Regions from separate parts of the Homo sapiens genome. Here region 2 is linked to region 1. A link is an interaction called in ENCODE POLR2A ChIA-PET data of the cell type or tissue named here. Cell type or tissue: A673. All regions are shown on one strand. Each heading gives the region's core, and the rest is flanking DNA. Links, peaks and the distances in the headings are about the cores only.

What was found. Peaks named below come from ENCODE experiments on the same cell type or tissue, not always from the same donor. Only the 100,000 strongest peaks of a DNase experiment are listed, where the experiment ranks them.
Region 2: POLR2A ChIA-PET joins it to region 1 with 6 read pairs; 3 of 35 experiments call an interaction of 5 or more read pairs at or near these places.

Annotation. Positions count from the first base shown.
Region 1 is chr9:136,302,374-136,306,747 of GRCh38, forward strand. CCDC187 (coiled-coil domain containing 187) reads right to left here and starts at 1,721. Exons shown (of 26, transcript NM_001378188.1): 1 at 1,315-1,721; 2 at 439-920. The coding sequence starts at 1,457. RefSeq lists an enhancer at 4,204-4,293. In A673, for the core only: no CTCF peak of the experiment used is centred there; no DNase peak of the experiment used is centred there.
Region 2 is chr9:136,525,703-136,530,076 of GRCh38, forward strand. All of the region lies in intron 2 of NOTCH1 (notch receptor 1), which reads right to left. Among named protein-coding and RNA genes, the nearest start is that of MIR4673, 8.3 kb to the left of the region's middle. RefSeq lists an enhancer at 609-1,480. In A673, for the core only: no CTCF peak of the experiment used is centred there; a DNase peak (open chromatin) is centred at 2,349.

The DNA of each region.
Region 1 (4,374 bases), core at 298-4,297:
CCCCCACCACACTCCCACCCCCTGTCCCTGCAGGAGGGAAGCTGCCAGACTTTCCAAATCCCAGGCTGACTTTTTAGGGCGCTCCTGACCTAAGCCCCCACAAATCTGACCATGCAGCCCCCCAAGGCTACAGGGACAAAGGCACAGACTCTAGGTCCAGGGACCAGGCCCCCTCTTCCAGTGCCACAGGCCCTGTGTGCCCCTCCCTCCTGGGCGCTGGCATCTCCACCGCTCCTCTGTCGTCTCCAGGGAGGGATCCTCATCATGGACCCAGCTCAGAAGCACCCCTTCATGACTCCTAATCCCCACCCTGGGGGCACGCTGCATACACCCGGCTGGCCCCCACCACGTGTCCAGCACAGCCCGATCCTGCCCGCTTTCCACCCTCCCGACAGCCTCGCAGCCCTCCTGCCCCTCTCTGGCAAAGTGGCCACTGACCTGAGCATTCAGGGGCTGGAGGGGGATTTTTTGCCTCTTGGCCTTTCCTCCTAAGCATCAGCGTGGAGGCTTTGTGGAGTCTGGAGGCGCTGGAGGGGGCTGAGGTGCCCAGGGACGCACAGCTCCCCTGCTGCCACGCCTGGGCCCGGATCTTGTCTCTCAGCTGCTCCAGCCGCGCGTCACTCTTTCTGGGCCTCTGCTGGGGCCCCAACACCTGGGGTGGCCTCTCCTTCCAAGACACACACACGTCGTGGCCCCCCGAAGAGCACGAGAGGCGGCCCGATGACACCGAGCTGTCCCCATCCCTAGCCTCCGGGCCTGTGGACCACATGGGCAGGCTGCACGCCTTCCCCCAGGGTCCTGGTTCCTTGAGGTCGTCAGACCCGACCACGTGGGGAGCTGCCCAGGGTGGGTCTGGCTGCTGGGAGGGCCCGGGCCACCTCAGGGCTGCCACGTCATCCTCAGCTGCAGGTGCGCAGAGCCTGGGAGGGAACGGCAGACATGCCGGTCAGACATGCAGGCGCAGAGGTGCCGAGCAGAGCCGCTCAGACTGGCCCCACCTCCCCGGGCATTCCTGCTCCACAGACTGGAGGTGGAAAGGAGGGCCTGGAATACACCCCACCTGGAGGACAGCCCCGGCATTCTCTCTCAAGCCCTGACCACACCCCTCTGAGGTAGGTAATGTGATCGGCCCGATTTACAGATGGAGAAACTGAGTCTCAGAGAGGCCGGGCTGCCTGCCCAAAGGCACGTGCAGAGGCAGGCACGTCACTCTGACCCCACGCCCTTGTACCTCCCACAGAGCCGCTGCCTCCAGCGGCAGGCATGGCACCTGCCAGCAGTGCAGCCCCCCGCCTAAGTCCACGCAGATGCTACCTGGGCTTGGCAACAGCCTTCCAGTCGGCTGCTCTCCCTGGGGCCCCATGGGAGAAGGGGCCCTGCCTCTGGCTGTTCTTGTGGCAGGGCTGAGGTGTGTCCCCCAGGCAGGTGGGCGGCGTGCCCACGACCAGGGTCGGCATGGCCGCGGGGCTGAGGGGAGAGCAGGTGCAAGGTCAACCTGGCCCGCCCTGCCTGGGGTCGCTGCTGCCTTCACATGGCGGCTTCGAGGCCTGCAGCCCCACCTATGACCCTGCCCGGGATGGGCTGGCCACTGCCTGGCTCCGGATGCCCGCCTGCGCCGGTCCCCTGGCCCACGATGGAAACCCTCAGGTGGGTCATTGAAACTGGGCTGGCACGGTGGGCAGCCCGGCCCTGGGCTGGCCACAGCTGGGGGCCTTCCTAATGAGCTGTCTCTTGGTGGGGTGGGGGAGAGTTCCGGCTGGCCCCGTGACAGCATAATAACCTTGTCACTCAGCGACAGAGCCTCTGGCCTTCAGCTCCTGATGGGGCTCTCAGCGGTGCCCCACCCAGTCCGCCCAGGCCCAGAATGACATGCAGGGAGGGAATGGGGCCGGGCTGGGCTTGTGGGGTCAGTGTTGGGCAAGTTTCTGGTTGGTGGGGGCGGGGCCTAACCCCAGGTCAGGGTTAGGTTCAATTCAGTCTGAGGCACAGAGGTCCCAGCAGCTGTGGGGCCCAGCCCAGACATCCCAACAGAAACACATCAGCCACCATCTCTCAGTTCCATGGGGCTGGGCAGGGGAAGGGGCGCTGGCTTCTGGGCTCACCCTGGTGCAGGCCAGAAGACACCCTTTGCCCACAGTGACAGTGGCAGAGATGCCAGGTGCTGCCCCAGGTCAGGAGCCCCCGCTGGCCTCCTCGGACCCTGCACATCCCAGTGGGTCCGTGACACGGCAGTGTGGTGGGGAGGACATGGCTCTGCAGTCCCTGAGGGGAACTCAGACTCAGATCCCAGTTCCCTCCCAGCTCCTTCCCCACCCCCACTGGCAGTGCCACCTTGGAGCCTGGGGACCACCCCCTCCCCCAATGCTCACCATTGTGAGCCCCTGGTGAGTCCATCCCCGCGGGAGGTGGCAGTGGCACGGAGCTGCGATGATCATGAGCACGGATTTGTTCCAGGAATGGCCCTTAAGTTGACCCTTCCCAAGTGGCCCCAGAGAAGGGAGGTCTGCGCGAAAGACCTCTTAAGTCTAGGAAGGCACGAAGGATGGAGGGCCCTCCTCCAGGCTCACGCTATAGAACCTGTCCTCTGGAACCGCCAGGCAAACGCCTGGAGACACCGCCCAAGCCCAGCCCCACATAGGCACGGGGCCCAGGGGAGATTCCAAGCCAAACGGGGCCCTGGCTGCCGGCAGGCACAGCCACGGGCATCCAGGGCACAGAGGCTGAGCCACCAGCAGCCTCGGAGGGGAGGGAGAGAGGAGCCATCCAAAGACAGGCAGGCCCTGCGTATAATGTGAGGTGCGGCCACCTCCAGCCCCACCTGGCCTGTCTGCACCCTCCTAGCGCCAGGGCATGAGCCCTTTCCTGTGATGAGGCAGGGACAAGGATGAGCCTCGGGCTGTTACACCCTGGGGAACATGTCTGGGATGTTACAGGGAGCTTCAGGGAACCAGCGGTGTGACCACAGGGTCCCCCCACCCTCGGAGCCTGAACGGCTCTCAGGCACCCAGAAGGCAGCTCCACTTCCAGCCCCCTTCCATTCCTACAGAGCCTCGCCCTGCCCAGGGACCCCTCTGCAGCCTCTGCTTCCCAGGGCCATCCGAGTGGTGCACAGGCCTGGCCCCCCTGCTGACGGGTTGCCACCTCCCTGCCAGGCCTTCAGGCTCCCAAATCAGCTGTGGTCCTGGGCTCTCAGCCCTGCTCCCATGAAGGGACAGGGGCAGGGTCCTCCTGAGCAGAAGAGGCCAAGTCTGGTGGCTCCCTTTCTCCCATGAGCAGGAAAACCACCCAGCCACTCAGCAGCTGCCTGGAGGCTCTGGAAGAAGGTGCATCATAAATGCGTGGAAATGCGTCGCTGTGACTGGGAACAAAATCATGACAGCAAATGCCTGGGAACGGAAAAGCAAACCCAGCGAGCAGAGCATCGCGAGGTCCTGCGAGTTGCCCCCACCACCGGCTTCCTTCCTTCTCCTCCCCACCTGCCCTGGGGGACAGCGGAGCGTCTGCCTCCCTGGCCTGGTCACCAGCTGAGGCTTCCAGACGCAGCTCTGAATCAGGAGACACACGTCAGCTCCCGAAGGCGGGTCCACCTGTCCAGGACCCTCTGCCGATGTTGTCCGTGCCACGGGGACCGCTCACAGCCTGCACCGGCTGGCGCCCCTGCCCTGCCCCCAGGAGACTCACGCCTGCTGGGGTACGAGGCTCGGGGCTACTCTGCATGGGGTGGACAGGAGCAGCAAGGCTCCAAGAAGGCCACTGGGCAGAGGCTGCAGCCTGAGTCAAGGGGTATCCCCTGGGCAGGCCAGGCCCCCCTGTCCCCAGCAGCACGGGAGCCCTGCAGCCAGGCCCAGCCAGCCACATCCCCACCCTACTCCGGGCCTAGCTGGGTCCGTACCCATTCAGACCCTGCACCTCAGCTCCTGGCCTCTCCGCAGCCACACTGCTCTCTCCACTCCACCCACCATGCTCCAGTCCAGCTCAGTGAGGCACATGCAGTTCCCCTCCTGGGACCTCTGTCACCCCTCCTGAGCCTCCCTCCCTGGGGGGACGGTCCCCTGGGGGCAGGAAGTAGCCTTGCCCATGGCACACACTGGCGTGCAGATGCTTATCGCTGGAAGAGCGTTCCAGGGCCCCCAGTGCACCACGCGCCGTGGCAAATGCTTGATGACTTATCTTACGTCGTCTCAGGGCAATCCCACCAGAGAAAAACAGGTGCTACTTCCACTTAACCAGCGGATGAGGCTCAGCCTAAGTCATGTGTCCAGGGTCCCAGCAGGGTCAGAAGGCCGGGCGTGCCAAGCTGTCCTACACCTTCCATGTCCCCAAGGCCAGGAGAGAGCAGCAGCCACCTGGGGTCCCAGCACCACGCAGAGCCAC
Region 2 (4,374 bases), core at 88-4,087, 220 kb after region 1:
TGTCTCCAATCAAACCTGTGCTATGTGTGGCAGTGGCCTGGGGGGGCCTTACCCCGAGGGGCTTGTGGAGGCTGGGGGTGGGGGTTCCTGTGCGTTTCTCAGCAGCCAGCCACGCCCCTGTCCCAAAGGCCCGGGAGGCATCTGTCTTCCCCGAAGGCTTTTACCCGTGACCACGGCTTGGGTAGAGAGAACGCAAAAGGGCCACTCTGGCCGACCATCTGTTGCCAGAAGCCAAAAGTCCCAAACCAACTGGCTTAAAGAAAACACATGTCACCCCTTCCAAAGGGGCTCTGGGGAATTCACTCAGGCCTTGCTACGGCTCCTGCCAGCCCAGTGAGCGACGGGCACAGCCCCGGAATGAGGCTCCCCCTCCTCCATCCCATGTGGCCGGTCACTCCGGGGCTGCAGCGACAGACCTGCCTCTGCGGGCACCTGTTGGGAGGGCAGACGTGGTTCCCACTGCATGCAGATCCAGTTACAGGCTGGCCGGTCCCCGAGGTGGAGCGGCCGCTGGGAACCCGTGGAGTGCACAGGCTGGGCTGGGCTGGGCTGTGGCCACAGGAGGGGCGCCCTCCCTCCACATAAATGCCCCATTGTCAGGCGGGAGTTGGCCACAGCTCCCGCTTGGAGAAAAGGCCCTTTTTGCTTTCCCAGCCGCTGAAGTCGGCAGGGGGTGGGTACAGGACAGAGGGCGCTCGGTCATCAAAGCCGGGGCTGGAGGCTCCTCAGCCTGGCCCATGCAAGCTGGTCCCCTGCCTCCCGGCCCCTCGAGGCTCCAAGGAGCGGGAAAAGCTCACCTGCTGGGCAAGACGGGGAGGAGGGGCAGGGGAGGCCCATCCCACAGCTTTAGGGGACCCCAGAGGGGAGACGCTGGAGGTCCGAGCCCCTAGAGCAGTCTCCCACCAAGTGCCCTGAGGTCACAGGACATTGGCTGTCCCTGAATGGACCACGACACTCTGCCCGGACACCGGGCCCCACTCCCCACCCTGAGCGCGGACCCCAACGTGGAGGACTGTGGGAGAATCTGCCCAACCGGACGCATCCCAGTTAACGAGGCTGTATCACGCCGGGCCAGCAAGAGGAAAACACGCCCCATAAATCAGGCGTCGGTGCTCGGACAAAGGGCGGCTGGGAGCAGGTGTCAGACGTGGCGGCAGCTGCTCCCAGCGGGTGGGGCAGGAGCCCCAGCCGGAGGCCTGAGGAGGCTCCCGTGGGGGAATGCAGGCTGAGAGGGCCCATTGTCCGCCCCCACTCCCAGCCTGGGCATCGGACACCACAGGGAAGGCCCCTGCCACGGCCCCACAGCCACGGCTTGGAGGTTCCGTGAGACGCGCTAGCTGGGGGGAACCGGGCCGAGCCTGGAGAAAGTTTTGAGCCAGGTGTGGGGGTCTGTGTGTGGGGGGCAGCTTTGGGCCCAGTCTCCCGCTGCTGCTGTGGGCAGCCTCCAGCCTGTGCCCGCCCCAGTCTGTACCTCTCTCCCACATGGCCACAGAGCTGGAGCACCCTACAGACGGCGAACACCTGCCCTCCGCACAGCACCCAGACGTCCCTGAGAAGGTGGGAGGGACCTCAGGCCTGCAGCATGGCCATGGCCAGGACCACCAGCCTGTGAGCAAATCCTTCACAGCTTTGGCGCTGGCCACACCCCCGGTACCCGGGCCACTCTGTCTTCAATGCTGTCCCGGCGGCCAGGTGGGTGTGGGCCGCGAGGTGGGCGCCAGGGCTTGGCCGAGTGAGGTGGCACCCAACAGCTGCCGCGCCCACGGGGATCCTCAGGGCTTCCATGAGTGACCCGCACCCCACCTTCCACCGTCCCCGCATCTCCTCCTATCAGGGGCGGTGGGGAGACCCCTCTGGGGCTAAAAAGTGAGGCTTGAGATAGGGAACGCCAGTCTCCCCCGACTGGACGAGAGAGCTGCCCTGTCCACCAAGCCACCCAGCTCTCGGGCTCCCACGGAGGAGACCCAACCCACGCCAGGTGTGCCCCCGTGGACTCCCCTTCCGTGCGTCCCTCTTAGGGTCACCCGGCACCTGCCTGTCCCATCCCCCACGCTCAGTGGCCTGGCGGCGCTGGGGTAACCTGTCCTATCTGGGCCCCCCGCAGGTGAGCGGCGGGCGGGGACTCCAGGAGGGCTGCGGGGGGAGGGTGCCAAGTGGCCCCGGCGCCTGCTGTGCCGCTCCCGCCACCTCTACCGCCACCACTTTGTTCCCGCCTCAGTATTTCCACTGTGCCACTCCCACCCTCCCTGCCAGGGCCGCTCCATGGAAATGCGACTCCAGAAAGCAGCAGGAGGCAGATGCTGCCGAGACCTTTCACCCAGGACGAATTCTAAATTGTGCTGTTTTCCTTTCTAAGCTAAGCGGCCATCTGCCACCCCCAGGGGACAGAAGACAGTTCCCTCCGCCCCAAAATGAGAAGGAGGGGTGAGAGGGACTCAGTGCGGGTAGGACTCACTCACTTCCTGCCCTCAAGGAGTTTATGGTCATGCAGGGCCAGGGATGGGGGCACAGGCAGAGGCCGAGCAGAGGGGTGGGGGTGTGGGGTCAGCTGGACCCAACCCAGCTGGGGTGTCAGTGATGTGGCTGGCTCTGCACCCGCCACAGGAACCAGAGACCCTGGGTGGGAGAGGTGCTTCCCATGGCTCCACCAGGTGACAGCACCTCCCAAGGCAAGGATGGGCAGGGACAGTGGGGGGGGATGGGCAGGGACAGTGCGGGGGGGATGGGCAGGGACGGTGAGGGGGGGATGGGCAGGGACAGTGTTGGGGATGAGCAGGGACAGTGCGGGGAATGGGCAGGGACAGTGAGGGGGATGGGCAGGGACAGTGGAGGGACGGGCAGGGACAGTTGGTGGGACGGGCAGGGACAGTGCGGGGGCCTCTCCGGTGCACAGGAGCTGCACTTCCCAGAGGGGAAGGAACGGCCCTGCACACCCCGGCTCCCTGGGAAGGGAAGGGGAGGAGCTGCCCGGCTGAAATCAGCATCTTAACACATCCCACCTGCTCCCCAGCAGAGCCACAGGTCCAGCCCCACCTGCCCTCCTTGGGCCTCACTGCCAATCCCGGCCCACTGTCCTGCCACAGAAGCCCAAGGGTCCCCTGGCAGCAGTGTGGTCCCTCACAGGGCAATAAATGGGGGTCTTCTCCCCAGACACCCCCAACAGCTGCTGCTCCCAGGGAGCCCGTGGCCACGTCCTGCAGGAGCCAATCGCTAGGCGGCCAGCCTGAGGGTGCCCCTGCCCCTGGGACCCCTCCCTCACCAGCAGGACCTGCCCCCAGCCTCAAGGGGCTTTCTGCCCAGAGGGGAGTCTAGGGCTCCCACTCTGCCTGCTCCTGTGATGGCAGGGGCACCCCCACGCCCTCCCCAGACCCAGATCCTGCCGTGCTCTGCTAAGACCCAGCAAGGCTGACCACCTTCTACCTACGCCACTGACAGTGGGCCCCACCAGGTGACCTGGGCCACACAGACAGGCCCACCCATCGGCCTGCCCAAGCAAATGGGGCCATATGTGGACTGGCTGGGGGGACACTGTGACCCCCTACTGGAGACGGGGAGACAAGGCCAGACCTGGGTGGGGATGCTTCCCAAGGCAGGCTTCCATGAGGCCAACGAGCCCAGCTCTAGCCCGGACCAAGGCTTCTGGGGCAGGGGGAGTCCTGGGACCTCAGCCCCTCCCTTGGGTAGAGGCTAGACCAAGTTTCCCCAATCCCAGTGGGCACCACCCACCTTCCAGGAGGCACCGGCTGCTAAGAAATGAGCTGGGCAGGGGGCTCGGGGTCCCACCTCGGGTCCTCTCCCACTGGAACGGCCAAGCAGCCCAGCCCTGGGGGATGGAGGAGGCTTGGGAAGATGCTGGAACCTCGTTGCTCACAGCCCCTTCCCTGGCCTCCCCAAATCCCCCAGAACAAAGAGCTATAGCAAGGAAGGCCCCGGGCTCCTCAAACCTGCCAGGACCCTGTGTCCCAACCCCTGTTCAAACAGCTGGCTGGAGCCTCTGCGGTGGCTAGGAGGCCCTGAAAGGCGCCCTGCAGCCGCTGGGTCTTTCTTCCCTTTCTGCTCCCGGCTTCCTTCCCCATCTTGGACAGGAGAGAGGGATGCAGGCACCGAGGGGGCCAAGGGGCCCACGACAGCCCAGCACCACCAGGCCTGTTCACCGTTGGAGCACAAAACCACGAGATTGGGGGCTGCGATGTGGGATGGCTGCCTCCAGCCACCACCTGCGGTCCCACCTGAGCTGTGGTCTTCCCCAGCGCCTGCAGCCGTTGGGCTGGAGCTGCTGAAAGCTGCACGGGGGCCCTGCCCTGGCTCCCAGGGCCCCAGGAAGGAGGAAAGGGGCAGTGGGGGCTTCAGGGAGGTGGGGGCCCAGAAAAGGAG